Regions from separate parts of the Mus musculus genome. Here region 2 is linked to region 1. Evidence: chromatin loops called from intact Hi-C (ENCODE). Cell type or tissue: heart. All regions are shown on one strand. Each heading gives the region's core, and the rest is flanking DNA. Links, peaks and the distances in the headings are about the cores only. Region 1 overlaps Ulk4 (unc-51-like kinase 4). Region 2 holds the start of Ctnnb1 (catenin (cadherin associated protein), beta 1).

What was found. Hi-C counts contacts between places; a loop is a spot of excess contacts. Peaks named below come from ENCODE experiments on the same cell type or tissue, not always from the same donor. Only the 100,000 strongest peaks of a DNase experiment are listed, where the experiment ranks them.
Region 2: it touches region 1 in a loop (2.6-fold over the local background); 2 of 42 quality-filtered maps call a loop at or near these places.

Annotation. Positions count from the first base shown.
Region 1 is chr9:121,050,729-121,066,633 of GRCm38, reverse strand. The region is part of intron 34 of Ulk4 (unc-51-like kinase 4); the gene reads left to right. Among named protein-coding and RNA genes, the nearest start is that of Gm34945, 82 kb to the right of the region's middle. In heart, for the core only: CTCF peaks have their summits at 7,093 (motif pointing left) and 7,901; DNase peaks (open chromatin) are centred at 8,293 and 9,043; H3K27ac peaks cover 1,029 bases.
Region 2 is chr9:120,926,008-120,941,912 of GRCm38, reverse strand. Ctnnb1 (catenin (cadherin associated protein), beta 1) reads right to left here and starts at 8,513. Exons shown (of 15, transcript NM_007614.3): 1 at 8,275-8,513. It overlaps 4930593C16Rik (RIKEN cDNA 4930593C16 gene), which reads left to right and starts at 11,111. Exons shown (of 3, transcript NR_040753.1): 1 at 11,111-11,153; 2 at 11,246-11,543. It overlaps Gm38502 (a long non-coding RNA gene), which reads right to left and starts at 12,910. Exons shown (of 2, transcript XR_380012.2): 1 at 12,557-12,910; 2 at 11,704-11,850. In heart, for the core only: a CTCF peak has its summit at 5,367 (motif pointing right); DNase peaks (open chromatin) are centred at 5,372, 7,542, 8,492, 9,382 and 1 weaker place; H3K4me3 peaks cover 4,130 bases; H3K27ac peaks cover 3,053 bases.

The DNA of each region.
Region 1 (15,905 bases), core at 3,904-11,903:
GAGTTCGATTCCTCCCAGCCCAAAGCCCACATGGTGGGGAGAGAGACCTGACTCCCACACGTTATCCTCTGAGCACACATGCACCTTGGCATGAGCATGCTTGCTTTGGAGTGCGCATCTCTCTTGGCTTCTGAGACACTGACCTGAGCTGTGAGAAACATTGTCTGCTTCACGAATCTGATTCTTCCAGCCAAGGGCAGTGTGCTGGTGCACTGTCTGTGGGCTAAGAACAGTTGGGTTGGCCTCCTGTGGCCATAAAATGTCTCATGGTACTATAATACCCAGTTCAATATGACTAAGATGAACATGAAACCTTGTGTTGAATTTAAAAATAATACTTTTCTACTTTTAGACAGAGCAAATCTCATGTCTTGTACCTAGTATTGTATCTGTGAGATGAAAATAGTGATTTCTTTACAAAAGAGAGAGAGGGTGCACATTCCATTCATTCTTGCTGTCCCAAAGTATCCTTCTGCAGAGGACACATGCTTCCTAACAGGTCTACTTTTTAGTCACCATTAAAGAACACAGCTCCTGCCTCCTCTCCAGCAGGCTGTTGTGGGTGGGGTCCCTAACTCTGTGTGTACCGCAGGTGACACCCACAGGAAGGCACCTTTCTCTGGGTCAGCTCCATGTACCACTTCAGCTTGCATTGCTATAAGATTCACTTATGAAACAGTAAGATAGAGATAATTAAAAATAACCAGCATGAGGTTTGCAATGAGACTCAGCAATAGTCGGTGGGATAGGAGTTACAAAGTATTCCCTGGGACTGTTCTTAAAGACTGTTCTTACAGGCAGTTTTCAGAGTAGCTGAGCATGTGTTTCTACTTATCGCCATTTATCCTCACACAGGTTGTTTTTTAGAATTTTTGAGGCTCTTTGCCATGGACTCTGATGCTTTGGCCCTTGCCTTGTAGGAATCACTTTTCCCTGGCTACACTACGAAGTAACAAGACAGTAACAAAAGCAGCCTGCGAGAGAAGGCTTGGTTGGGCTCATAGCCGACTGGTGCAGCCTGTCCTGGTAGACAGTCCTGGCCTCAGAGCTCAGGGCGCTGGCCAGGTTGCATCTGTGGTCAGGAAGCGGCGAGGGATGAATCCTTGTGCTTGGTTCACTCTCCCCTTTCAGGACCAAAGTCCATGGAATGGAACCCCCCCCCACCCCCGCCCCCGGGATTAGAGTGGCCTGTCCAGCATCAGTTAACCTAATCAAGACAGTAACTCAGCCAAGCTAATCCCCTCATAAACACAGGCATAGAATAACTTAATCAAGGCAATTCCTGACAGACATGGCCATATACTATTCTAATCTCGATAATGCCTAATGAGAGTACCTGGTAGCCTTTGTTCAAGGCAACTCCAGACCTGGCTGGGTGATCGTCAGCCCTGATCATCACAAGCATAGGTTGCTAGAAAAAGCCACATGGTGGTGTGGATGCTCAGCCTGGAGTGGGCGTCTTCATTTTCTGTTTGGTCAGCTTAGCTGTGGTTGGTTGCCACATTCCCTTGGGAGGGAGCTGGGCTCAGGAACAGAGGTCATGGGGTGCGCTACCTCTTCCTGATCCTTCTTCCACGGGGCCTGTGGAGGCAGCACACAGTCAAGGCCCGCAGACAGACACTCATCTTCTGAGACACTCAGTTATAGATACCTTCAGACTATTCCTTCCCATCTTCCTTTACATATGCATAGTTTGTAAGGGAAATATTTTTCAACTCAGAACTATTTCTGTAATTATGGCTAGCTCATAACGTAAGATTCTCTTGAGGCAAAAATAAGAAACTCATATTTCATGTAAATGAAGTCTCACAGCTGTCAGATGGGCGGAGGCCATGGTCATTACAGAATCCTCCTTGCAGAAACACTGCAAATACGGGAAATGCCATGTTTAACTCAGTCATCAGCACAAGGGAGGTGGAAGGCCTGACCCTGTGTCCCGCAGGCTCCTGTTCTAGAGTCGGCTCAGACCTAACGAACATCTTACCACGATGAACAGAGATGCTCTGACCAGTGATGCCGAGCACAGGCATCAGTCCTGAGGAAGGCTGACAGGCTAGGTGGCTGTCACATCCATGCTAGGACAGCATGTGGCCTGCGTGTGCAGATGGAGGTCCATGCCCTCTCCCTGAAGCTGAAGTTACAAGCTATTGAGCCTCCATGTGGCTTCTGGGAATCGAACTCAGGTCCTCTGCAAGAGCAGCAAGTGCTTTTAATCACTGGGTCGTCTCTCCATGCCCTGCTGTTGCTTTTTGAGATAGGGCCCTATAGCCCGGGCTGGCCTAGAACTTAGGGTGATCCCCCTGTCTCATCACCCAAATCCTGGAATTATAGGCATGAACTACCACCACACCCAGCTGCCATGTATGGCTTATGTGCTACTGTTCTCTATTAAGTTAAAACACTTACATACATGTATGTTTCATATATATGCATCATGCCTTCCGTAAGCAGAATTCAAAATACTTAGAATGCAGAGGTTGGCCTCCTACTCACAGAGCTCTGCCTGCCTCTGCCTCCCCAGTGCCGAGATTAAAGGCATTGCCATGATTAATTACCTTAATGTCAGTCTCTCTGATCACTTGCTGTGACTTCTGCCTGCTTTTTCTGCTTCATCTGCCTTGGTACAGCACCTTTGAATATTAATAAGTGCATCTTGTTGTCACAGCAAATGGATCTTTCATTTTCTTCTTGCTATTTCTTATTTTGTAGATATTTTAATTACAAAGATGGCATTTTACAGATAAATGTATCGGTTCCTTTATACTTTGGGGGCTTTACATCTGGTTTTTAAGGGTCCTTCCATCTGAGATGACAGATGTAATCAGACATGGTCACTTGTGCTTTCTTCTAATGCCTGCATGGTCTTGCTTCTGTGTGTTGCCTTTGGGTTTTGTCCAGTGCCATTTTTCTGTGAAGAGTGAGGTGGACATGTATTGGTAAAAGTTTTCAGGGATCAAGTGCTGTATAGATTCTGTGCCCAGAGTCACACCTGCAAGGTCACACCTGCAAGGTCACACCTGCAAGGTCACACCTGCAAGGTCACACCTGCAAGCCTCCATCTATATTTCACCCAATACAGTTAGTTTTGTTACCAAACAGTTGGAAATATCACACATTCTTGTAGATGACAGCCAAGCATCATCCTATGAAACTTTTGTCTCCCTGGCCTAAGTGAATGTCTGATAGAGATAAATGCAGGGGCTGGGTGTCAGGGATCTCTTATGACACAGAAACGGAGGGGAGCTCTGTTAGCCTGATTCTCTGACTGTTCTGCAGTCTTGGATCCAGCCAACCATGAGCTGGATCATTTGTAAAGAAGATCACGTCTGTTTCAAATATCTAGAAGGTCACGTCTGTTATGAGTGTGTAGAAGATCATGTGTGATAAGCATGTGGAAGATCACCTCTGTAGTGAGCATGTACGGATGATTTTCTCACCATTCTCTGATCAGTATAGCACAGCAATGATTTGCATCATGTTTACATTGTGCTTGATCCTATGGTGTCCCAGACATGATCTGAAGTCCACCCAAGGCTGCATAGAGGCTATATGCCCTTCCACTTTGGTTAGCATCTGCAGGTTTCAGTGGCCTTTGCAGGTTCCTTTGTGTACTTAGGATGACAAGGGAGACCACTTGAAGCTGAGTCCCACTGATTTGCCCCTCCCCCACCCCCGGCCACCAGCAGAGCCACTGGAAGTCAGGTCTCCAGGAAGCGCTGCTATCCTTGTCATCCGACATTCCACTCAAGGGTCAGGCCCTTGACAGGAGACAGTGGTGTTGCCAGAGTCAGCTGGGTCAGCTCTGAACTCTTCAGCTATGGTTGCAAGGGCTTCATTGTGATCAGACATGTGACAGCAGTGGGCAACTTAGTACAAGCTCTCTACCTCCAAAGCCAGATACAAGGCTGGCAAAGGTGGCTCAGCAGGGGAAGGGGCTTGCTGCCAAGGTTGACAACTGAGTTTTATATCTGGGACTCACATGGTACATAGAACCCACAAGTTACACTCTAAGTAAAAGTAACTTTAAAAGGGGACAGGATAATACACACTAGAGTCATTTGGAGATCAGAAGGGTTAGGTACTGCAGGGTCTTGGCAAGGCCTTGGAGCAGAGTCCACACCCCACCCTACTTCCTCTGCTCCGTGTTGTGTAGTCCCTGAGTTATAATACTGTGTGGTGAAACCCACGGTGGTGACAGATTTCTCCAGAGTCTAGGGCTGTGTGTGCTCTGTTGTAGTTTTGCCTCTGCCTGAAGCCATGCGATTGTAGATGCTCTCTGAAAGGCCAGCTCTTTGTCAAGTTTGAAGCCACTGAATAGCGTGGCTATTCACCCGTAACCGTGATGCAGTGGGTTAGCTGTTTTGATAACAATGTTTGGCTTTTTGTTCTGGCCTTATGCCTGCAGCATTACCCTGTCTATGGGTCTCAGGGGTTTTCCCATGCTGCATGCCCTGTAATCATATTACCCCCATCTGATAAACAGCTAGCTCGTATTGTAACAAACCTCTCTGCACACAGCCTTGTTAATGTGCTAAAATAATGGACCCGGGGGCATTTCCAAAGAGTGTGACTCTACAATTAGCCGACCTGGAGGCTCACAGCATGCTGATTGAGTTCTACTATGCTGCAATCACAGGGGTCCTCAGAGCACACCAACCATACTGCAGAGGCGCCTCTGGGCCCTCAGAGTCCTTCAGTCCCAGCTTAGATAAACAGTCTTATTTCATTCAGTCTGGATACGTCTCTTGGATAAATGAACCATGTCCTTTGGAAGCTGTGACTTTGAGTTAAAGAATTCACGCTAAACATCCAGACGGTAAAGGCTTAACTATGCTCCATCAGTGTCTCTCAGACTTGATTCTGCTGTAAATCACTTGGTTGGTTTAGTGTTAGGCACAATTTTTGTAGAATTGGCCTTGCAGTTTTTTTGTTTTTTTTTTTAAAGGACAGCCATTGCCTCCTCGGAACTCACACTTTTAAAGAAAGCCTGTATCACCTCTTATTTTCTTTGAGGGCATACCTTCTACTTCATACCTATATTCATTAGATCTGAACTCTTCAGAAAGGAATTATTTTAATACAAGGGAGGATTTTCACAGTCTTTGATTCAGTCAACAGCCTTTTTTTTCTGTGTGTGTGTACATATACTTGTGTGTGTGTGTGTGTGTGTACATATGCTTATGTGCATGTATGTATGCATGCTCATGTGTGCTGGGCACACATGTGTTAGGTGTGGGTGTATGTCTGTGAGCATGTGCAAGTCCAAGGTCAGCATCAGATGGCTTCCTCCATTGCTCTCTACCTTATTCCCTGATGCAGGGTTTCTCAGTTGAACTCAGATTGATTGCTTACTCCCAGAATCCTCTTCTCTCATCTTCATGTGCTGGGATGACAGGTGGGTCACCACACCCACTGTCTTTTACACATGATCTGGGATCTGAACTGCTGTCTTCATACTTGTGTCCACACACTCTGACGTCCCCAGTCCCCCAGTCAAGAGTCATTCCAGCTTCTGGACTCTAGTTCTGCGGGCACTTTCCACAACAAACCCAAACATTTGTGCATTTTTGGTTCCTTTCTGATGGTCCTAACACACTGAGTCTTTTGGAAGCTGTTAGCAGTATCCCAAGCCCCTACTGTATGGAGAGGTTAGTATATAACTCATGACACATGGAGGCCATTTACCCGAGTGTCTGAGAAATTTTCCTTTCCTTTTTTTAACTGTAGGGATAGGATTTTTAATTGCAATAGGAATGATCATCACAAGAAGCCAAGCAATGTAGAAGTGAGTAGTAAAACTACCCACCCCACCCCCAACACACACACATACACACACACACACACACACACACACACACACACACACACACACACACACACACACTGTGGCATTTGGCCTATTACATTTGATCTGCCTCTGTCATTCCCTTTGCAGTCACAAGCTCCTGGGTCATGGGTATGGGCACACTCTTCTCTGTACTTGCTCTGTATTTGAGTATTATGAGCTCTTTGACATCTGCATCTGGCTGCCAGTCTTGTGCTTCTCAGTGGCTGAATGGCATCAGTGTGAACTTCAGACGCTCCTAGGGTCGTGTGCAGCACATGCTCTTCTGAATGCCCGCAGTAACTTTCTGGTGCTGCCTTCAGGCTTCGGCACACTCCGCGTTTGCATCAGCTCCCACAGTAAGACAACTGGCAATCAGTGCTTTTAATGACTACTGATCTGGTGGGGCTCAGTTTCTGCTCGAAGTCTGCAGTGCCCCCATTTTTCTACTTTCCTCCCCTAACTGCAGCTTCCGACTCTTCTTAGCTCTGCTATTTATGGATGAAGATTCAGCTCAGGAAGCTGCAGTTTGGATTTGTTGTTCTTCATGTTGTTGTTGTTGTTTTGTTGTTTTTGTTGTTGGCTGTAGCATTAGGAAGGAGCACACAAACTCAAAATACACAAAATTCAAGGCATTAAATTTGACAATGTGGAAAATAGATGAAAATAATAGAAAAATATAAATTGCCAAATTTGGCTTCAAAGTAAGTAAATATCAAACTCCAGAAGGCCGGTCTGTGAACGGCACCTACTCCATCTAGATCATGTGGCTTGTGATATAAGGATCTTTATCTACTGAGCCCTCTCACAGGTCCCAGTCAAAACAGTTTGAAAAGTTAAATGTTGGTTTCTCGGTACACAATCACCCTGTCTGTGTTCTAGAGGTCCTTTTTTCTTAGAAATCACCTTTCTAAGGACGGTCTGTGATAGGAAACAGAGTATGATTTTCCCTGGCTGAGGAACAGAGAGGTGAGAAGCAGTTAGAGCCGCTGCGCTTCAGAAGAGTTAAACACTAGCATCCCCTGAGTCACGACTCAGGAAACACGACTGTATGACCTTGGTGTGTCAGGGGGGCTCTGGTGCTCAGGTTCCTGAGACACCTGAGGAGGAGAGTCTTCCTGGAGGAGGGGAAGCAGAGAGCAAGATTAGGGGAGATAAAGGGCAGTGACCCTAAGAACTGTGCCACCCCCCTCACACCTCTTACTTGATCTGGCCCAGCCCTGTCTCCTACAGGGTGCACACTCCTGCAATAGCACCACCTACTGGGGACTAAGTGTTCAACACAGGAGCCCTTGGGGACAGATTCCAATGGGGCATTTTGCATTGTAAGTGCTGATGTTCAAATATTGCCATGTGGTTTACAAATGAATCCTAGATACTAAAGAGACAGGCACCCCCTGTGTAGCCCTGGTGATCCAGAACACAGAGCCAGTGGCAAGGCTCCCAGCTCATTGTGCTAAAGTGATAGCGAGTTTCCTAGCCTACTTACAAACGTCTCTCAACTGACGACCATTTGCATTTAGGATGAAGATGAGAAAACTTTAAAAAGAAAATCTAACCCAACAGAATAGTGAGGGACCAGTGTCAACAGGGAAGGAAAGTTTAATCCAAGAGCTCAAGAGTAACGTAAGCCCTGTGATCATGAGCTAGGATTTTGTGGAAATGAGAGAGAATAGAAATAAGATCAAAGTCGATGCCACTCTTCATTTTCCTTAACAACAACAACCACCAGCATATGTTTTCTCTGTTTTATATCCATGGGTGGTTTGCCTGATGTTTGTCTAAGTCTTTCTTCTGATACACATCTGCAGCCTGTGGGTGAGGCTGGGGACGTTTTCACATGGTTTGTCAAGAGTGTCACAGCACCTAAGGCCTCTGTAGACTGTCCTTCAAATTCTACATAGTAAGGACCAGGCTTCCTGAATTGTGTATGTGTGTTGTAGTGGCCTGTGTCAATCTCACACCCCTGACCTACACCGTACCACATTCTTCCCTAAGGATCCGGAGCTGAGAAGAAGCCAGAAGGTCCCACAGAGCAAAGCATTCCTCATTCCTGCCCCTTGTGGTGACACGCTGTTGAGGACCCATGACAATAACTGTGACATGTGACACTATGATAGGAAGGAAGGGTTTGTTTTGTTCACAGTTTGAGGGTGGAATTTGTCATGACAGGGAGCAGCGTAGTCACACTGTAGTAGAGCAATGGATGCTGTCGATGCCGACAGATGCCCATGGACGCCTTTTTGTTCCACTCGCCTCCTTTTTATTCAGCTCAGGACCCCAGCCTAGTTGGTCGGTCCGAGGATCCTGGCCTGTCCAGTCCCCAGTGCGCCTTCAGGAATGCCGGCCTCTGTTCGTGCTTTCTCTGCCAGGCCGGAAGGATGTCACGTCTGGACAAATCCTTTCCCTTTCTTCCTGGTGATGAGTTTCAGGGATGCAAGCTAATTGCAGTCTCTTTCCTTACCACTTCCCTGTTAGGACCCTGTCCTTCCTGCTCCTCCCAGCATCCCTCACTTCCTTTGCAGGCTGTGTTCCTGAGGATGTGTGTCTGGGCTCTGTCTCCTCCTCTTCCTTTCTGTGTCAACCTGGGTGGAGCCAGTGAGTGTTCTATTGTCTGTGCCATTCTGGAAAGTGTTCAAAGGACTAATTAGAAGCCAGTAATTGTGTCATTTCAAGAGAGGATACAGAGATCAGTTGACAGGCAGCTTAAGAAGTGCATGTCACCCAGACGTGAGGACCGTGGGTTATAGCCTCGGGAGCGCTCACAGGAGCCATGATTACTGTGAGGATGAGGATCGTGGCAAATACTTGTAAAGTGGGGGGAAAATAAAATAAAAACGCCAAACCCAGTTAATCCAGGTTTTCGCGTGGAAACTTCTTTGTTATAAGTCAGTGTTTGATCTTTAAAATAACTGTTGACAGGCTCATCCCTGAAGCTCCAACCCTTCTGTGTTAAGGATCTTTCAAAGGAGTTGTGTTTCCCCACCATTCCACAGTTGGCAGTGACTCTGAATGCTACCCAGGGCAAGCTGGGACCCATCTGTGCCACCTGTGCCTTCCGATTTGTCTTTGAGATGTTTTCAGAATCTGTGTCGTGTAGACTTAGAGTCACCGTCCCTCTAAGGATGTGCTGGGGTGGAGGTCCGGCACTCCCTCGCCTCTGGGGAGGGAGCAACGCTAGGATTTGGGGCTGGGGTGGGGCATTTCCACCACAACCTCACTGCCGATGGGGGTGGGCGGGGCAGGATGTGATGGATGGAGGCAAGGCAAGCAGCAGGCCTGCCAGCCTTGGGTGGAATCCTGTAAAAGATGTCCTAACAGTGCAGAGATCTGTCTCCAGGCACGGTTAGCAACATCAAAGGGACAGGAAAGGCTGCTGTGAAGTGGTTATTTTTGTTCTTTCTTTGCTAATGTATTATCTTCTCTGGAACTAAGTATCCCCATATAACGGCTGACAAAGCACTGTGGTAGGTAATGGAACTAAGTATCCCCATATAATGTCTGACAAAGCACTGTGGTAGGTAATAGTTTTAAAATAGAATACACAATGAGAAAGAGTTTTGATTACATTGTGTTGGATGTGTTGATTAAAGAGAAACAAATCCGCCACAACTGTGATTTTTAAGTTTAAAACAGTTCTTAAAATTCAAGTGTATGTGTCCTTAGAATCATATCCACGCTGCATGCGTATATCTGTTTACATCTCTTCCCACAAAGTATTCAAGGTGGCCAGTAAGAGCACTTCCAAGAAATGAGGCTGGCAGACTGAAAACAAGATGTCAAATGGGCGTAATGATAACATGTTTATCTTAAGTTCAAATCTAATTGGACATGGCTGAGTCTATAACTAAAGCTAGGAAGCAGTAAACAATGGCCATAAACCAGTTTCTGCATAGAATAAGCATTTGCAAAGGTGAGTGTTAATTGTCAAGGTGATAGAGCCTAGCAGCACTTGGAAGATGGTCCCTGGCACATGCCTGTGGGGTTATCATGATTGCATTAACAGAGGGGAGACTGCACACTGTGGGCGGCACCATCCCCTGGCTGGGATCCTGGACCTTGTAAATGGAGAAGGGATTTCAACAGCAGCAGCAGCCCTCTCTGCCTCCAGATTGTAGGTGTTGGTGAGCAGCTGCTTCAAGCCCTGACTGCTCTGACATCCGCCCTGATGGACTGGACCCCTGAGCTGTGAGCCAGAGCTCACAGAGCAAGTCTTCCTCCTAGAGTCATCTCCTTGACCACAACGGAGCCAGGCTAGACACCAGTAATAAAAGGATTACAGGAAAGAAGTCTGACATCTGAAAAGCAAGTGCACTTAAAATAATTCACAGGTCAAAGATGAATTCTCACAGGAAGTTTTAATACATAGAAGTGAATTAAAATGAAAATATATCAAAACTTGTAGAATGTAGCTAAAAGCATCACTTAAAGAAAAATTTATAATTTCAAAACCTTATGTGAGAAGAAAGGAAAAGCCCAGCCAGGCGTGGTGGTGCCGAGTCTGACCCGGCACTCAGCACTCAGGAGCTTTGAGGCCAGCCTGGGTTCCGCAGTAAGGATGCTTTGGAGAGTGAGCAGGGCCTGCCAGGCATTCCTAAGGCCCAGGGCTCAGTCCCCACTGCTACCAAGCAAGCAAAAAATTAACAAGAAGAGAGGGAGGAAATGAAACTATTTGGGGGAGGGAGGGGATCAGCAAGCAGAGTGGGGGAGGGTGGAGGAAGATGGAGGTGGGGGAGGGTGAAGGAGGGTGCGGGTAGGGGAGGGTAATGAGTGGGAACAAGCACAATGGCATGTACTTATGATGCTGCACTGAAGCCTTACTGCTACTTTAGGAAATAGGTAAAGAATAGAAAATTAACTCAAAGCAAATCAAAAGAGGAAAACCAATTAAATGAAAAATTAACTCTTTGGGGGTGGATTTGAAAGCTAACAAGAAACTGAAAAGGATCAGAGAAGCAGAAATGACTGCTGTGGGATGGAATGGAAGGCCCGGGCACAGCTCTGGAGAGGAGCCTGGGGTGCTCCCAACAGCTCCTGAGAGGAGCCCTGGGTGCTCCCAACAGCCCCTGAGAGGAGCCCTGGGTGCTCCCAACAGCCTCTGAGAGGAGCCTGGGTGCTCCCAACAGCTTCTGAGAGGAGCCCTGGGTGCTCCCAACAACATTGTGCTCATGAAGAAGTTATTCCATTCCTTTATAACTACAAAACTTCAACCAAGATGAGCATTGAATTGTTTTGCAGTCATCAGGGAAATTAAATTTCTAATCTCTCGAAACCCAGATAATTTCACCAGATTATACCAACGAGAAAAGGCTTAGCAACAGCCTTACATAATTTCTTACATAAGATACAAGAGGAAAGTATTTCCCAGTCCACTCCCTGCGGATGGCGTCACTGTTATTGATTTCAAAGAATGATCAGGAAAGCAAAATACCAAAACATACACACACGCACACGCGCATGCACACAAACCACCACTAACCAGACCACAGACCAGGATCTCTCCTGACTTCAGAGTCTCGGGGCCTGTGGATTGAGCACACCTGTGGCAACAGATAGCAGCAGGATCCCCTCCAGATTTGTTCAGAAAATATCAGTTAATATATCCTACACCTACACAGTATTATGAAGAAATTGGATATACAGTGAGGCTATACTGAGAGTCGTAGACAATGTCTCGCACTAGTTTCTGATAAAAATTCTCATCAAACGAGGATTAGATGGGAAGGCTTCTCAAGCTGGTAAAACGTCAATAAGAACTACAAACAACATAGTATTGAAGAGTGAGCGGCTCAATCCCATTTCTCTAAGAGCAGGAGAGTCATGACGTCATGGCTGCCATTCTTAGAGAGAAGAAAAGTGCACATTCTCTCAGGGAGCCAGCCATGCTTGGAGGTGACTCTGTAGACCATTCTCAGGGTTGAGACATTCCATCCAGGCTACAAGATACAGACACAATAAAGAAAACACAAACTCATCAAAATGTGTCATCATGTACCTGTCTGTGGCTTTTGTGCTAATTATACCTGAAAATTCATCTTAAAAAATCCTGTCTGTGTGAACAAAGAGTGAGTGAGTGTGCAGAGACTCAAACTAAAAAATAAAACAGTATGTAAAATTGCTCCAAAGAGTAAAGTGCACCACGGCACACAGGAGCAGGTGTGTCCAGGACACTGCAGAAGAATTCAAAGATGGTGGAAATAGATGCAGAGAGCCGCTCCCACTTAGGCGCACCACGGTGAGAACATTTGCTCTACCCAAGAGGAGTCAGGCAATTCCTGAAGAAGTCAACAGGTTTCTGGAGACAGGCAAGCTAGTTCTAGAATTTATAAAGAAAACCCGACATCCTAAAATGGCTGACGTAATTTTGAAGAGAAAAAAAGCCATGGGAGGGAAGTTCTCAATGGGAATGAGGAAGACGGCACGTGACCACAGTGAGCACGTGACCACGGTGGGCTAGCCCAGATGGACCAATCCGAGTAGAGAATGCAGGTCAGGTAAACACATTTGGATGAATTTTTTTTTTTTTAAACAGAGATTAAACGGCTCTGGCCCTGCCCTCCTAGGTCTTCTTTTTTTTTTATTATTCTTTATATACATTACATTCCAACTGCAGTTTCCCCAACCTCTACTTCTCTCAGCTCCACCTCCCAATCCACTAAGGTAGGGCTTTGAAGCCTTGAATTTAGTTTTCTTTCTTTCAACTCCTCCTCAGTTTTCCTTTAAGAAAAAGAAAGAAAGAAAGAAAGAAAGGAAGGAAGGAAGGAAGGAAGGAAGGAAGGAAGGAAGGAAGGAAGAAAGAAAGAAAGAAAGAAAGAAAGAAAGAAAGAAAGAAAGAAAGAAAGAAAGAAAGAAGAAAGAGTGGGCTTACCAGGGATATCAACCAAACAGCATCACAAGTTGCGGTAGGACTAGGCACAAACCCTCACACCAAGTAGGAGGAAACAGGTCCCAAGAACAGGGTAAGAGGCAGAGATATCCCACTCCCACTATTAGGGGTCCCTCAAGCTACACAACTGAAACATATGCAGAGCACCTAGCTCAGACAACACCAGCTGTGTTTGTCACATCAGTCTCAGTGGGCCATGTTCTCATGGTGTCCTCAACCCCTCTAACTCCTACAGTCCTTCCTTCCCATCCTCTTCAGGGTTCCCCTGGCTTTGCCTAGTGTTTGACTGTGGGCTCTGTGTCTGCTCCCATCACTTGCTGGACAAAGCCTCTGTCATGACAGTTGGCTGAGGCACTGATCTATGCGTACAGCAGAATACCACTAGGAATCATTTCATTGACTTTTTTTCCTGGTCATGTTTGGTTTTATTACATGTCTCTGGACATCTAGCCTCTGGTTCCTGGCCCTCCACGCAGTGTTAAGTATGGGCTCTCTCTTGGCACTGGTTTCAAGTTGGACCAGTCATTAGTTGGCTACTACCGTAAGTTCCATGACACCATCACCCCAGCACATCCTGCAGACAGGGGAAGCTGGAGGTTGAAGGTTTGGTGGCTGAGTTGATGTCCCAGTCCTACTGCTGGGAGACTTGTCTGGTTGTAGAGAATGGCTGGTGGGGGCTCCATATCCACCAATGACTAGGAGACTTCTCTAGGTTCACCCTCGGAGAATTCAGGGAGCTTCCACGGCCCTGCATTTCTTTATCACAGCTGAATGCTCCCAATTCCAGTCATTCCTCCATACCCTTCCCCAACACCTGAACGCTCCTGTTCCCATCCTCACCTTTCCACCAGTCTGCCTGCAAAATCTATTTCCCCTTTGCAGGGAGATACATGACACCCACCATCCGCAAACCTCATTGTTACTTTGTCTCTCCCGGGCTGTGGATTGTACCATGATAATCCTTTACTTAACCACTAATGTCCCTTATAAGTGAGTGCGTACCATGTTTGTCCTTCTGGGTCTGGGCACTTCACTCAGGATGATTTGTTTCTAGTTCCATCCATTTGCTTGCAAGTTTCAGGATATCATTGTTTTTAACAGCTGAGTAATACTCCATTGTGTAGATGTACCACATTTTCTTTATCTATTATTCAGTTGAGGGAGTTCTAGTTTGTTTCCAGTTTCTAGCTATTATGAATAAATCTGCTATGGACATAGTTGAGCAAGTGGTAGAATGGGCACCCTTTTGGTATATGCCTGTACTGGCTGGTTTTCGGTCAACTTGACACATGGTGGAGTTATCACAGAGAAAGGAGCTTCAGTTGAGGAAATGCCTCTATGAGATACAACTGTAAGGCATTTTCTCAATTAGTGATCAAGTGTGGAGGGCCCATTGTGGGTGGTGCCATCCCTGGGCTGGTAGTCCTGGGTTCTATAAGAAAGCAAGCTGAGCAAGGCAGGGGAAGCAAGCCAGTAAGTAACATCCGTCCATGGCCTCTGCATCAGCTCCTGCTTCCTGACCTGTTTGAGTTCCAGTCCTGACTTCCTTGGTGATGAACAGCTATGTGGAAGTGTAAGCTGAATAAACCCTTTCCTCCCCAATTTGCTTCTTGTTCATGATGTTTTGTGCAGGAGTAGAAACCCTGACTAAGACAATGCCCAAGAGTAGTGTAGTTGGGTCTTGACTTAGATGGAATCCCAAATGTCTGAGGGATTTCCAGGCTGATTTCTATAATGGCTGTAAAGTTTGCACTCCCACCAGCAATGGAGGAGCGCTCCCCTTACTCTACATCCTCATCAGTATGAGCTATCACTTGCAATTTTTTTATCTTAACCATTCTGACAGGTGCAAGATGGAATCTCAGAGTTGTTTTGATTTGCATTTCCCTGATCACTAAGGACGTTGAGCATTTCTTTACTCTCTTAATTAGAGATTCCTCTGTTGAGAATTCTTTGTTTAAATCTGTACCCCATCTTAAAATTGGGTTATTTGGTTTATTGATGTCTCAAGTTCTTTATATATTTTGGACATTAGCTCTCTATCTGATGTTGAGTTAGTGAAAATCTTTTCCCAATCTGTAGGCTGCCATTCTGTCCCGTTGACATTGTCCTTTGCCTCACCGAAGCTTTTCAGTTTAATGAGGTCCCATTTATTAATTGTTGATCTTAGTGCCTGAGCTATGGGTGTTCTATTTAGGAAGTTGTCTCCCTTGCCAGTGCATTCAAGGCTATTCCCTAATTTCTCTTCTCCTCTGTTAGGTTCTGTATTAGGGTTTTCTAGAGTCACAGAACTTATAGAATGAATCTCTCTCTCTCTCTCTCTAACACACACACACACATACATATATATGTGTGTATATATATATACATATATATGTACATATATATACTCTTTCATATATGTGCACACACATGTGTGTGTGTGTGTGTGTGTGTGTGTGTGTGTGTGTATGAATTTATTGGAATGACGTACAGGCTGCAGTCTACCTAGTCCAACAATGGCCAGCTGTGAATGGAAAGTCCCAAGAATCTAGCCATTGCTCAGTCCCAGTTCCACGAGGCTGGATGTCTTATCTTCTGTATAAGATGGAATCATGAAGAAGTAGGCTCCAATGGATGTGCTGGCAAAGTGAGGGCAGTAGACAGGGAACCTTATACAGGCTTCCAGCAGAAGGTATGGCCCAGATTAAATGTATGCCTCAAGATCCAGATCACAGGTGTGCCCTCCATTTCTGGATTGTAATTCATTCCATATATAGTCAAGTTATAAGCAAGAACAGCCATTACATATTCAGTGTATCTAGTTTCATACTAAAGTCTTTGGTCCACTTGGACTTGAGTTTTGAGCAGAGTGATAGATGTGGATCTATTTCCATTCTTCTACATGCCAACATCCAGCTAGACCAGCACCATTTGTTGAAGATGCTTTCTTTTTTCTGTTGTGCATCTCAGGCTTTGTACTGGCTAGTTTTGTGTCAACTTGACACAGCTGGAGTTATCACAGAGAAAGGAGCTTCAGTTGAGGAAATGCCTCCATGAGATCCAGCTGTAAGGCATTTTCTCAATTAGTGATCAAGCTGAGAGGACCCATTGTGGGTGGTACCACACCTGGGTTGGTGGTCCTGGGTTCTATACGAAAGCAAGCTGAGCAAGCCAGAGGAAGCAAGCCAGTAAGTAACATCCGTCCATGGCCTC
Region 2 (15,905 bases), core at 4,597-12,596, 130 kb after region 1:
GATGTACCACCTCTGGCTAGGGCACTGAGTCCATTTAAGGGGAACAAAGGCATCAACCACAAGGCCTCAGCAGCCAGAAAGCCCCATAATAAGGTGGTAGAGCTACAGCAAGAAAATGATGAATATACCTGAGAGAAAAGTGGGTAAGACTTGCAGAGAATTTGAGCACGTTATGAAAGGAGAGAGAACAGCTCAGCTCTAACAGTGAGTTGGGAATGGGAGCAGGTGGGGTCAGCTTCCAACTCACTGCTTGGGGTGTCTTCCAGCACTCATGCACTATGGAGAAAAATCAAGAATTTACAGGAGAGAAATCAAGGCTAGATTTGCAAATCAGAGTATCTATTTAAAGCTGGATCCTGGGTGAGTAGGAACCAGACAGGGAGGATCAATGACTAGCCCTTCATTCACCTCAGACATGCAACATAGATAGGTCAGAGAAAGGAAACAGCCAAGGAGCTGCCAAGGCTAAGAGTGTAGAAAGCTTGCCCAGGTATAGTAGACTCTTAAGTCAAGTTCCAAGCAATTGTAGGAACTGGGCTGATGCTACAATATCTTAAAGGGGGCCTAAGCCATGAAACATGGTGGCCACTGACATGAGTTGGGGGTTTGGGTGGACTTAAAAAAAATCATTAGTGCTTTAAGTCACATCATGTCCATATGCAGACAGCAAGAGCCAGGCAGGTCTCAGAGAAGCATTGAAGAACAGGAGGGAGAAGGATGAGCAATGATGCTCTTGTTCTGGCCACATCCACAATGATCATCCATCCAAGGGAGTTCTTCCAATTCACTATTCTTAGCAATGACAAAGCAAGAACAAAGCTAAGTGGGGATGGAGGAAGTGGTGTGGGTCAGAGGGGAGAAGAGTGAAGTGAAGCACCACAAGGAAGGTGAAGAAGCAGAGGCAGCACTGGGCATGAAGTCGCAAGGGGCAGGCTGTGGGGTCCACAGACTGAGGAGCAGGGAAGCCTGTGACACCATACGGCCCCATAAACTGAGTCTTCGCTAGAGGATTGGGAGGCTGGGTGCTTGGAATGAGATGAGGAAGGCAAAGTTCTGAGTATGTAACAACAGGACTGTGGGGCTGAACTGAAGGAGAAAACAGTATTACTAGAGGAGTCAAGGAACTATAAGATCAAAATCCCAAACACAACCCTATAAACAACCTTTTGTAAGAACATAAAACAAGATGTCATCACAAAGTCGTGCTGGGGACAGGGTAGCTGAACTACACAGTGCAAACAATGCCATGAATCGTTTATGTTCTAGAATTACCCAACAGAACCCACACTACCAGGAAACAATTCATAGGCCAGACCACACGAGTTGACACAATTCTAAATGTGTATTACAAGGAATTATGACTGGTCTAAAGGAGATCAAGACAGTGAATCCAGTGCTGATGAAGAGTTCCAGGCAGAAACCTGAAATATAGACCATCTGCAGGGCGATGTATAATTTGAAGGCATCATCAAAGTTTGGAGTCTGACACAATGATCAATGCCAAGTTACAAGACCCTTGAGTCCAGTGGCCAGAAGTATGTAAGAAGAGGCCACACCTCAACTAAAAGTCACAAGAAACTGCTACAGACACCTTGACAGGCTTGCTGGTGATCAGCGGCAAAAGGATGGCAATAGGTTATCCCTGCCGAGGCAGAGTGACAAGAGTGACAGTTGTCAAGAAAGCAATATGCCCCTTACTGTCAAAATGGACCCTTGATGCAATGGATCAGGTCATGGGTTCCAACTGTGCCTCTAGTTGAAGAGAAAAGGGTAGGTAACCAGTCTTCATAGAAATTTCAGAGAGAAATATGAACTGTGACACAATGGCAATTAAGGAAAAACCCAAGCCTTTCAGCACACAGGCAATCTCTAAGCACCCCCTCAGAAGACCACTTTTCTTCTGTTAAGTGATTACAGCACCCTTACTCAGTCAGCCTCCATGGTGGTAGGTAAAATTGCCTCCAGCATTAACACCACCACTTTTTGCCCTCCAGAGTGTCTGCAGCTCTTCTTGTATTCCTAGATTTCAACTGCAATTTCCTAGACAAGAACAGAATCAGACAATGTCCAGAACTTTAGGACCCAGGAAATGTAACAACACAACTAAAGGTAGGTAATAAAGGCCTCTAGCAGATAGTTATCAGGCATGGAGTCACAATTTGGCTAAGTAAAAACCTAAAATACTCCTGCCATGGCGGACCTCCTCCTTCCTCCCAAGCCCAGGGAGTTCTCAAGTTCTGCCTCTGTCTCTCCTACCCAGCCATTGGCTACTGGCATCTTAATTTACCAATCAGACTAACTGGGGGCAGGATCCCTCAGTGTCTTCCACGCAGACACAATAAGCAGTTTTGGGGACCAAAATTAACATTTTAATGCAAGCAGCAATAAGTCAAACCCACTACAGTGGGTCAACAGTGTTTAAAAACCATTCAAGAAACCCTGTGGTGTACACTTGTTTACAACAGTACATCCAAACCATGAGGGAACTCATTCCTGAGCCCTTGCCGCTCTAGTTCTGGAAGGGGGCACAGCTCTTCACCTGCTTAATCTGTATTAAGGAAATGTTGGAGACCATTTGCAGCCACCACCCTGTAACAAATTCTTACTCCAACCTAAATATGAGATCCTCAAACTGCACTTCCAAGACATCTCGCAGTGAACTCCATTCCTTATGTTTTATGTGACTAACGCCCATAAGCATATATTCACTTATGGGTACACAGCACCCATCTCTTCAGCTATTGGAAAGTCTGATACTACACATTTTTAAGTTAGTCCCAACTCCATCTTTTGTACTCTTCCTTCCCCTTCCAACCAACCAGCAGCAATCAAATCCACTGACTCCAGATAAGGTCTCTGATGGGAGGACTTAACATGGAATAAAGGTTATAAATCACAGCCTCTTTAAAACTGTTAATATATCTGTTATAGATCAATTTTTAAAAAGACTATCAATGCGAAAACTGAGTTAAATCCCAAATAAAACCAGAAGAAAAAATGGGAAGTGCTTGAGGCAGCTTCCAACAGAATCTAGACCAGTGGTTCTCATCCTGGGGGTCGTGACCCCTTTAGTGTCCAATGACACTTTCACAGGGACCACTCAAGACCATCCAAAAACAGATACTTACAATTCATACCATTAGCAAAACTACAGTATGAAGTAGTGACAAAATACTTTTATGTTTGGGGACACTACAACATAAAGAGCTATGTTAAAAGGTCACAGCATTGGGAAGGTTGAGAAGCGCTGCTCTAGATGGTCATGGCTTTCTTATGGCACTGCATGGTAGGAAGTGGAAACGCATAGCCTTCTGAACCAACGCTGATAAACCACAACCAGAAAAGACCCTGGAATACTACAAGACCCTAGCTAGGTGCAGTGTTGCATAGTCTCAGCACCTTTACAGCAGCTGCAGAAGAGACACAGGACTGTGGGACAGGTGAGTGTTCTAGGACAGATGTACAGACCCATGTTGTGCACATGGTTATCACAGCTACAGCGCTGTATTCAGACATACTTTTGTTGTTTGTTTTGACATGGTCTCATTCTGTACTGCAGGCTGTCCTCCTGCCTCAGCCTTTTGCTGTGACTTGCAGAGCGAGCCACATCAGGCTTCGATGATGCTTTTGAATACCAGCTGGCTGTATCAAGTTCAGCCAAACTCTGCCACATAAACAAAGACCACTTCCACACAAACATAAATTGATCAAGAACAATGCTCTGCTAAAATAAAACACTCACCTGACCTCCACCTCAGCACTGTTTCTAAGTTTGGGACTAGCCTAATACTACACTCAGCTTAGAGCCTTCTAAGTGAAACTATGGAAATGGTTTAAAGGAGCCGGTGAACTGACAGACTATGCACACAGCATCTGTGGGGCTTCTGTAACATTCACCTAGCACGTTGAGTCTGGACATTTAAGACCATGTAGAGCTGGACTTAAGCTACTTCTCCACCAAGACCCATGGGTTCACTAGCCCTGGGTAGTTGGCCAGGTTTCCAGCACCAGGCATTTCCCCCTTGTTGAACTGGTTCTATATCCAACTAGAAATGGTTACCCCGAAATATGCAATCCCATTACTGCACCCTTAGGGTTTATCATGCCACGTTTGTCATGGTTGTGGTTTGAAGGCATCATAAGCTGCAAAGGACTGTTGGTTGCCTCCCTCCTTTGGAGGCTTGTGCTGTGTCTTCTGGTTCCAAGAGAACTAGTAATCAGGTAGAGAGCATCCTCTAGGCCTTGGTATAAACAGGGACTTACCTTCTACTTCTTGGGGGCAACCAAGGGTAACAGCAATAGGCTATTAGCTATGTTCTGGAGTCTAGTGGACAGACCTGGCAACATTTCAAAAGAGGGCTTTTCCTGCCTACTAGTGGGGTTTTTGTAGTCTCCCGTATTTGAAGGGAGCATTGTCAGTTCAGATGAGTAGAGGGGCAGACCGTGAGACACAAGGAACTACAGGCAACTAAGAAATGCTGAGAGTCTTCCCTAGAAAATAGTACAATTGTTATCCAATACCAAATGGTCAGCTCTAAAAACATATAAACCAAATAGGTTGTAGTTAGAGGTGTGGGTGTGTGCGCGCGTGTGTGCCACACACGCGCACATACGTAACAATGATTTACAAGAGGCCATGAATTTGAATGAGAGCAAGGGTATATGGGCAGGTCCGGAGGAATGGAAGGGGAAATGATACAATTATTTTAAAAAATAAGAGAAGTAATTCTTAAAGTCACATTCAAATGTGACAATGCTCCCTTAAAGCAAGAAATTTCTATTCATGTTTCCATGAGTTCTGAAGGCTAAATGGATCGCCATCTCTACATTTGATTTTAGCTTGTTTCTGAAAAGCAGAATCCAAAAACAAAATTTAAACTCTCAAGAATCCTTCATAAACTGACCATTTCACTTCAAAAACTAATTCAGAATATGCTTCACTCTATTATCCTGGCTGATTTGAAATGGTATTTTCAGAAGGGACTGAACGTCACTACAGGGGTGGAAATGAAGGTCTATAAGAACGAAAGCACTCTGAGTGTGCAGCAGAAAACCTTCCCACTACCAGTACTGCTCTGACTTCACCCGAGGGAAATACACTTGTGTTTTACAGTGACAGATCTTCACTGGGAACTTAAGAATTTCACCTCTATTCGTCATCCTTTACTCCGAGAAGCCTGAGCATTTGGTGTCTCACACTGTAAGCAGATGTGCCCTAGACCACCTGTTCTCTCACAGACGCTCCTACCCTCCCAGGCCAGTCTTTTAACTGTACTGAGTACTGTACGACTGGTTCTCCTTACAGAGTAACCAGGATCCATTCCACACAAACTTGCAGAGATCGAGGAAAAGTGACCTGTGTTCTGTCCACCGGAGGGCGCTCGGCATGACTAGAGCACTGCCGTCTCAATTGAAACTGGGAAATGTGTCTTAAGAGACACAACTAAGTCCTAGCAGGACTGCCTACTTCCTTTAAAGGCCTTCTCCCCATGGAAGATTAGATGCTTTCTTCCAGAATTATACCCCAGCAGAAAAATCAGGGTTCTTAGTCAAGGGAAGCTTGATTTTACATTAAATACAAAGGAAGATTTCTTAGGTAAACAGAGGAAAAAAAGACCTTTCTCCGGAAAGTTCTGATTCACTTTCAATTGACACAAAACACTTTTCCTTTTATAAAACTTGTAGCTAACCTAGGAACCACACCATGACCGGTGTTGCTGAAGAGCAAGCATCGCAGGGCTGCCTAACATTCCTCAAGCTGCGTCCTCTCAGGACAGAGGCTGCCTCCACAGGCCTCAGAACTGTAGCTGCTCATCTACTTTACTCTCTGTGGCATGAAGATGTCTTCAGTGAGATTGTTTTAAATAAAAAGGAGTTGACAGGGGCCACAAAACAACAAAAGAAAATGGAGTTAAAATGTTTGTACGTTTGCAAGGTTTTTACGAGTTTGTGAACACCGTTTCAGGAGTTTGTCCCTCGGGTTTGCTTCTGGCCAAGGACACTAAAAATTTACCACTAGGTGATGGGCAGAGACCACGACCTGGCCTCACCTCACCTCACCTCAGCACTGATATTTCAGTTGACTCCATCTACTTTCACTGTCCACTTCCTGCTTAGAAGTACAGCAACAAACGACTGTAAATATACCACTCCACTCCACTCGCCACCTGCAGTGTGCACAGGCTCTTGTCCATGCTCTGCCCTGAGTTTATTTGCAAAAGGGCTCCACCAGTTTTCCTGAGCACACATTTCAAAATACACTCCGACTAAGAAAGTTCCCCATCCTCCACCTTGGCGGTGGGATTCTGGGATTCTGAGACTCGTGAGCTAAGGCTTCACTCACAGTCTCTAGTCCCATCGTCACTACAGCAGTAGATACTTCCCTTCAAGCTGGAGACATAGATACCCAATATACAGTCTCTAAACTAGTGTTCTCAATCTGGGGGTTCAACAACCCTTTCACAGGGGTCACCTAAGACCGTGGGAAAACATTTACATTATGGTTCACAACAGTAGCAAAGTCAGTTGTGAAGTAGCAAGGAAAGTTTTACGGTTGGGGTCACCATAACAGTTGAGAAACTATTTTAACAGGTCACAACATCAGGAAGACTGACTGAGAAGCACTGCTCTAGACTATGAGAAATGATCACATGACAGTTAAACTCTATTTCTTCACGCCTGCATTCGATTAAATGTTTCCCTATCTGAAGATAGTCTTTTTACAGACTGTGAGGCCCAGGACTCTGTCCCAGGCAAGCTAAGCTTTCCAGATAGCCTGCTTCCTTAATTAAGGACTTCAGCCTGGGAGGGTTTGTTGTAGAGAAACATCTGCAAGTTTCCAACTTCCTTGCCACCACTAAAGGCCTTGTCCAGACTCGGCCTTGAGGACAAAGGTTAGGTAGGTCACAGAATGACTATCCCCAGTACCATCAACAATGTTGTCCGCTGTGAAAGGGCGTTCTCAAACAAACCTTGGAGGCACTTCATTTTAATTTCGGGGATTTCTGAATGTTTAAGGTGAAAGTGAACTAAATGTAACTGCGGGCCTTAACTCAAAGTTTGAGCCGGACATACAAAACCGAAATACAAAGGCCACAAGCTTAAGCAACATTAAATTAGAACCAAGAAAGCAAGCTCTTTCCCGGGACGAGGAGAGACTGCACTGAGACATCTGCAAACCTCAAGTAAATAGCGAAATGGCTTCCTAAATCCCAGACAAAACGCTTCACAACTTGGCCATGTGAAAAACATGAGGCAGACTTTATCAAAGGCAAAGCTGCCGTCTCCTCAGCTTGCTGTCTGGTCTAAGCCACCATTATTCATGGCACAAAGCTCTCGTTTCACTAAAACCACTCCTCGATTTCCTCTCGCCGACCTCCGCATACCAGCAGCCCAGCCGCTCTCCATTCAGAGCTCAGGCCCCGGGAGGGGGGCTGCGGGGGGCGCGGGGGAGGGGAGCCCACAGATGTCTGGAGACCCGAGCCCGAGACAAAGCTGCCCCGCAGCCAGCGGGCTCACCGGAGCGGGCCTGGGGTACCGAACTTGGGAGCGTCGGTTCCAAGTCTGGTCCCCCAAACAACACTCAGAACAAGTCGCCAGGCTCCCACGCCCTGGCGGTCCGCGCTCCGGCCACTCCGTCTCGCTCAGAAAGCAAACGCGCTGGGGAGAAACACTTGGAGCGGACCCCACACTTACTGGCTAAGGGCAAGTCCCCCTCCCCCAAGCCCAGGTTTCGGATCCCGCGCACCTCCCCCCCCCCCCGCCTCCAACACCAGGAGTGGCCGGTGACTCGTCCACGGTCCCAAATTCCCGCCAGGACCTCGGCCCCGCAGCCACCAACCCCACGCGAGTCCAAGAAGCCACCCTCCGAGAACACGCTCCTGACGCATCCCGCCCGCTGCATCCAAGTTTGGCGACTCCACGGCTTAAAGTTGTTTGGATTCAAACTCACAGTCAGGTCGTTGCAGGGAGAAAAAAAAATTTGTCTGTGCGTGCTCCACGAGGGACAGAGGGGACGAGCGCCAGGTCTCGCGTCCCCCCGGCTCCGCGGGCCACGGAGGCGAGGCCCCCGCCCACCCCGCCCCCGCGGCGGCCCCAGCCCGGACGCGAACCGCGGTCCCCACCCCCCACGGCGGCCAGCCGTCCATCCGGGCTCCCGGCGCGCGCCCGCCCGGCCCCGGCCCCAGCCCGCGCGTCCCCGCGGCCTCCCGCCGCCACCCGGCCCGCGAAGTTTCCCGCTGGCGCGGCGCGAGCCGGCCCGCCGCGGCGCCGCACCTCAGGCCCGCGCGCTGCTCACTCGCGGCCGCCCGCTCGGCCTCGGCCTCCTGCACTGACGGCTCGGCGCCCACCGTGCTCCGTCTCCGCCTCCCCGGGCCGCGGGCTTCACAGGACACGAGCTGACGCGGCCGCCACCGAGCGAGGGCTTAAGATGGCGCCGCACAAGGAGCGATTTATAAGCGGCGCGGCACCGTGTATCCTGCCGCTGCCGCTCCGCGCGGAGCGTTCCGCCGCGCGAGGACGAGGGGCGGGGCGCGGGCGGGCCGGGGAAAGTAGTCCCCGCCAGTCCGAGTCGCTCTGCGCGTGCGCCGCCGGGAGGGGCCGAGCCGGGGCGGGGCGTCCAGACGCCGCTCCATTGGAAACTAAAGGAATCGAGAGCGGGCCGCCGCCGCGGGCCGGGTGGAGTGCGGCCTCGGACGGCGCAGGTTCGAGGCTGCCATCACCGGTGCACCGGCCGCCACACCCCTGAACCACCATTGGACCCCACCACACTTTACCGCTCCCAGGAGTGTCCCGCTTCCCTTCCCGCTGTGCCTCTGGAATCCGGACAGGGAACCTGGGGCCCAGCCACCTTTCCTCCCCACCCCAGGAGGCCTTGGAGTCCCCAAGAGTGTCTGCGAACATCTATTAACAAGTGATTCAGCTCCACCACTGCGTTCACCAGCGTGATTCCTAGAAACCCCATCTTACCCAGACTCACTGGGTCAGTAGAACCAGGCGTGGGGACCAAGGACAGCGATTTTTCTGTATTGTTTGAGAAACTCGAGTGTGTTGCTGAGAGGACCTGTGGGTAACCTCTTAAATTTTCAAAACTAATTTTGTATCCTTCGAGAGCTCCCCCCCCCCCAAATCATGACAATAGGGTGAAGTTGGATCTTCTCTTGGAAATGGCCCCATTGTTGTCCTTCACGATTGGCACTTGTCAAAACTGGAGCAGTTGGGGTGAATTGGCTGTCTCCAGCCTATTATTCTGAGCTCACGTCTCTTCCCAAACAATGGCAACAGGGAAAGTTGCCCCACTGCCTTCTTTCATCCCAGCGCTGTAATTAACGCAAGTAAACAATAGGTCCTTATGTACAGGTACTGGCAGGAAGCCCATGCATCACTGAGGCAGGGCCGGTGCTGTAGGGCCAGCTTAGTTTTTAAATGACTCAATTTTCTATCTTAAAGACATATCACCGTAACTCTGTGAACCACCACAGTCCACCATGCTGGAGCTGCTCAGTGAGGGCCTTTGTCTAGACCTTTCCCCTCTGCAGCTCTGCTCGGATTTCCGGAGAGTAAACTCTGCTGCTGGCTGGGGCTGACTTGGCCTGCCATAACTCAGAGAGATAGAGCAGGAAAAGGTATTTTACCAAAGCCCTACCAGTGGTGGTTGCAGCTACCAACCCCTAATTTTAATTGTCACATGCAGAGTTAAAGAATATTTGGTCGATTCGTTTAAAATTAGATAGCTGACTTCACCTCTGTCCGGGGTTTCCTTTCTTTTCTTTTCTTTTTCTTTTTTTTTTTGGGGGGGGGGGGGGTTCCTTTCTTTTCTTTTTCTTTTTTTTTTCTTTTTGACACTTGCTTCTTTTTCTGTGTCCCAATTTTGCTTCTTTTTTAAAGGGCACACTATTAAAACTCGTTAAGAAGCGCCTGCACCACTGACAAATCTAAAAGATAAAGACAGCCTTGTATTCATATTCCTCTAGCCAGACGCCAAGACAGAGCACATAATTCTGGCATTTTAACCCCAGCGTAGAATTAAAAGTCTCAATCCCTATTGATAATTCAGAGAATATGTTTCAGAGAAAAGGCAGATTTTACCACAACGCAAACACTCCTCTTCCTATCAGTGTAACTCGGCAGGAGACATAACCAGGTGACTGGCCTTGAAACCAGTGAGCTGAATTTTACATTTTCTCTAGATTTCTGTTCACTTCGTTCATGAAACAAGACTATTCCATAATTTTGTCACCAAAAACAGATGACAATTTCTGTGAAATTAAGACAAATATTGTCATTACACCAGAAAGAAACACGTCATCAACATACCTGATGAATAAAGAAACCTGCTGGTTTTATGAGCTAATTTGAAAATAACATAAGCAGCTAAGGAGGAGGTGGTTTTATAAAATTAGTTGCTAAAATAATTGACCCCAGGTAACACACTTCACATAGATGGCAATTGGTGTCTCTTCTACACCCCTTCTCCTCAAGATCAGCCCAATGGGTTCGACATAAAGTAATTCATTTTGAGAAATGGGATGGGGGTGTGTTTGTCCTGTAATCAGACCACCTGCAGATCAAGCTTTGCCTACACTGAATAGTGTAGAATAATAGTGAGCAGAGAGGATGTTCACTAAAACACACACACCACACACACACACACACACACACACACACATGCTCAGTCTGTGTTTGCACTTTGTGCAGAAGTAAGTATTAATAAGCCAGCATTGGTCCTTCTGCTCTAAAAAATCCATTAGTCAAACATTTACTGCATACCTAAAACAATGAGCCTCCTTTTGAGGACAGCCGACGTCTTTTGATTAACACCTTCATCGTTTAAAGTAAAACTGTAATTGTCAGCCAAGTCCATTTGACAATAGGCACAAAAGATGGAAAAACACACTGGAATTAGGGTGTGGTCCACTTTGGATCCTATCCCAATAACCCTGGGAAGGAAGACTCCTTTCCCAGCAGAGCCATACACTCAGAAACAGCCAATACTGACTCTCTAAGACCTGTTAAAAATAATTTCTTTATGATAACGTGGAAACACCAGGCAAAAAAAAAAAAAAAAAAAATCACAATCCGCTTTCCGTTCTAACGTTCGTCAAGTGGGCTATTTATGGATCCAGACTTTTGATTTGTAAAACACCGTGTCAGGGGTATGTCATCTTTTTGTTGATTTCCAGTTGAACAGGCTAAGCAGTTGTAAATACCTCTTGTCAGACTACGTGTGGCTTTTTCTCCCACACAGAGGCCGTCTAGTAACCCACTGGGCAGATTCCGCAGAGAGCCTCCGTGGAAAGCTCTCGCACGCAGCCCATGAACGGCTCCAGAGCAAAGGAGGGACCGTGAAGGAAGCGGGAGGTGATGGGTACGGAGGTGGCTGTGGCCTGGGCCTTTAGTTATGCTGGCACCAACCTTCACGCTTGCAGTTGCGTGTTCTCCGGGCCTTCCTTGGATTATGTTCTAAAGATGTGTTTTAACGGCTACCGTACAGAGCGAGATGAGGAAGCAATGGAGACTCATCGTGACAGGCAAAGGGCACAGAGGTATATATGTTTCTTCATATTTCTCAGAACAGATACCAATGCGGTCCTAGGAAAGCATGCTTTGACACGCATACTCCCCAATACTATACGCGTGCAAAAATACACACACACACACACACATGCACTCACACACACAGCCCCTCTATTAAAAATTTCAAAATGGTTGCAGGTATTTTATTCACAAGAAGGTTCAAGGCGTTTCCCATCGCAAGAAGGATTAACTTACCGGAGGATTCTGGGACTGCAGATGAACACTGCGGCAAAATCCTAAATTCGTCGAAAAAAAATCATTTCTGGACTCCAGCTGCTAAAAATAATAGAATTATAGAAAATCATGAGGGAGATGAAAACAAGCCATTTTCACATCCCAAAGAGTTTGGGGTGGGGGGGTGCGAGCCTTTTCTTCTAAAAGATGTCTTTAAACAATGCAAATGTTAAAGTAGCTTTTCTTTTCCAGAGCACACAGCGCCATGAAATCGATAATTTTTGATCTTTCGGTTAGTAGGCAACATGGTGAGCTATTGCAGGGACTGCAGGCAGCAGACATGTTCTTGTCAGCTGAAAATTTTCATATTGTTTTTGAATCTATTGAGATTTATAGAAGAGGATATCACCCCGGTTTTTGTTCAGCTTGCACCAGGCTACGGTGGGGGCGACGCGAACCCTCAGTTTATCGACATATACATGTCTATTGCTTTAGATATATTAAAAAAACAGGGGGTCTTACTGGATCTTAAACAAAAAATTATGTAAAAGGAGTGGCTGGTGTGATTATAATCCCATCATGCAGGGTCCACGGTTCCCATTTAGTGAAATTTCTCAGAGGGCAACTTCTTAAGAACATCCCTGCTGTGCTGAATGAAAAGCATGAACCAACCAAAGACAGAACTCATCTGTGTTTATATTTTACAGACAATGAAAAACCCACTCTTTGCATTGCTTCTCTCTCCCCCACCTTATTATTTCATGGAAACTGCAGCATACCCCCCCCCCGCCCCCTCGCAAACACTCACCACCCAGCACTGCAGTGTTCCGTCCCCACTTGCCTGTCCTTCCTTCCACACCCCTTTCCGCTCTCACAAATTCTGCACGCGCCATCTTTGTGTGGGGGATGACGCTCTGCTAACTTCACTCAGCCATTCTCTCACAAATCCGTTCAGAAATAGAAAATTACAGTGCGCTTTGGGGGCTCAATTTGCCCGATTTTCTTACAGTCTTCCCTTCTGACATCGAAACATGGAAATGACAAGGGGGGACCCCCCCCAAAGAGATATTTCTATTCTTCCCATAACCTGTTGTATACAGTGGTGATAAAAATTATTATTAACATAATAGCAACAGCTGCAGCCTAAATAGAAGCTATGAGATAATTAATGTGCTACAACAAATTAATTTGGTGCAGGTGTTTCTGTTGTGAGCTGGGTAACCCAGGCCATATAAAGTCTAAATACAAGGACCGTCACCGCCACTAAAACAAAATGAAGAACAATATGTCCTGTTCAACAAATGTGGTTATTATTAAAAAAAAAATCCTCCCCAACTCAACCCCAATGGTTTAGTTACAGTGGATATAATGTCCTGTGGTTGTTGTTGTTGTTGGTGGTGGTGGTGTGTGTGTGTACACCACAGTCCACAGTATGGCATGTTGAAACATATGGAGGTTTTATGCTGTCTCAGTTGGAAAACATATGGACCAGTTATACGGGTTTTTTAAAAATTATTATTAAACACAGACCACCATATTTAAGGACAACATCAGTTTAACAGCAAAAATTATGTGTAGCTGAGAAGAAAATAGTTCCTTATCTGAAGGAACAATTTTTAAAGACCATGACGTTCACCCACCTTAGAGGAGCCTCGTTTTTAGGGTGATCCTTTTCAGTGATGTGACCCTCACCTGCCACCAAGGGGGAAGGCTTTAGGGAGAGCTGCTGCAGCCAGACCACAAGCTTGTGCCAAAGCCACTCTGAATCCGAGTAGCACCAGCAGGGGCCTGGAAGAAGGTCGCGATGCCACAAGTAAGCGTTTGCTTCCTATTTTATACCTACCGTTCAGAAAAAAAAAAAAAAAGAGAGAGAGACTTTGGGCATGGAAAAACAGAGGGATATACTAATTGATTTTTTTCTAACTAGGCTAAAAAATTTTACTTAAAGATATAGTCCCTTCTGATTTTTCTCCTAGTAATGCTACAGTTAGCATGACAACCTAAATTGTGTTTGTTAAAAAGCAGCATGCATGCACACACACACACACACACACACATACACACACACACACACACACACACACACACACACACACACATAATCAAGGGCAAAATGTGAAGGTTTTTAATCATTCAATTTTACTCTATTTGATGATTTTTACCATTAATTATAAGCCTTCAATGGAATAAATTGATTTCTTATAGGATCCATGCATTTTAATATTTTGATAAACTTTTGCAGACATATTAGCTCTAACAGATCCAAAGTTATTCAAACCACAGTTTTCCACATACACACCTACGGAGTGCTGCATTGGTATATTATTTCTTTAAAATGTGCCTTCTTTGTAATGCTCCTTCAGTGAGCTGGAGGGATGGTCTGAGCCACTTGCCTTCTACACAGAGCACTGAACATTCACCACAGAATAGTCAGATACACGCCTTTTTCATTCTTTTGTTTTTATCAAAGCCTTTTTCTTCGCGATCTCTGTTTCAATCTACTCAGATTTCGGGTTTACAAATTTGTAATTTGTACTGGGGAATGGGAGAGAGAGAAAGAAGACCATGATGGGTTTTTTGTTTTGTTGTTGTTGTTGTTGTTTTTATAGAGAGGGAAATAGCTAGTTCTTTGAGAGACATAAGAAAAGTTGGGCAGTTTGAAAGCACCCACGTTTGCTGGGGTTTCCCTGTGCTTCCTACCCTAGCCTGAGCCAATTCAGGCTGAGGCTCTGACTCCAGGGAAGTGGTGTGATTATGAAATCTATGTGGGGAAACACACAGCGCTCTCATGTCTGTTGTCGGGAAGAACTGCCCACAGTAAATATTTCTCCTTCCACTCTAAGTTTCACGAGAAACTTGTCTGAAGCCCACACAGTCAGTGCTACTCACTCCAAACATCCGACCCCTGCTCCAGGAACCCCTCCTCTTAGCCTTAGAGGTGACCCTGCTCAGGTTTGAAACAATGTTTTCTAAAGCGATGGTTACTGTTAGTCAGTTTGTGGCCGGGTGTCTTGTTACAGGGAAAAGCAAACAGAGCTAAGGCGATTTGAGTGCTGGCTTGATTGTGACAGTCACACCACACTGCAGCTTCCTCCTGAGTGTGCCTTAACATTTCTAAATATTTTTTTATTTTACAGTGTACATAGTAATCCTATATACGGAGCCCCTGGATGTATATTTATTTGAATGGCACACAATTTACTGCTGCTGATACTTAGACTAAATATCAATGAAGCTTAACTCACTTTAAGATTATAAAATGTAAATACAACTGCTGTATTTTACCTCTGGATCCTCCAGCTGCTTATGGGAACATTTTGGATTCTATTTGCTCCAGTCACCCATTGTTCGAGAACTCTGAAATCATTTGCTTAATCTGTTAAGCTAACTTTTTACCCATTCATAACTTGGGTAATTTGTAGCTTGACTTATTGTCATTGCTGATCTTTGCAGAGTCCTTTAGAGACTCCCACCTTGATCCTCTCTACTGGCAGATTCAAATAAACCTCCATCCATACTGTCCAATGTAACCAGAATATACAGTATATATACAATGTAATCAGAATATACACTGTGTGTGTATACAGTATAACCAGAATATACACAGTCACTTGCATTACCAATTTTTTTATATACTTAACTCCTTCATGTATATCTAAATATCCTGTGTCTTTTTCAACCTTACTATTGTTTTTAAAAGGAAGTGAGCAATGAGCACAAAGGGTGTCTTTTAAGGTCAAAAGATTTTGAAATATCTTACTTAAAAGTAGTTGCCTTTGGGAGCTGGAGAGGCAACTCGGTAGTTAAAAGCACTTGCAGCTCTTTCAGAGGGCTGGGGACCAGCACATACCTAAGGTGTTTCACAAGTGCCTACAACTCAAGCCCAGGGTATTCAGTGTCCTCTTCTGGCCTCTGTGGACTCTACATTCATATACACATACCTACATACATGCACATGAAAAAGAAGAAGAATGTTTGCCTTTGGAAGCTGGAGAGATGGCTCAGTTGGTAAAGTGCTTGCCATTTAAGCATGAAGACATAGGTTTAATCCCTCAAACCCACATAACAAAATCAGGCATGGTGAGTATACTTATAAGCCCAGGACTGAAATAGGCAAGTCCCTGGGGCTCACAGGCAGTGTAGCCTGTTTGGTGAGG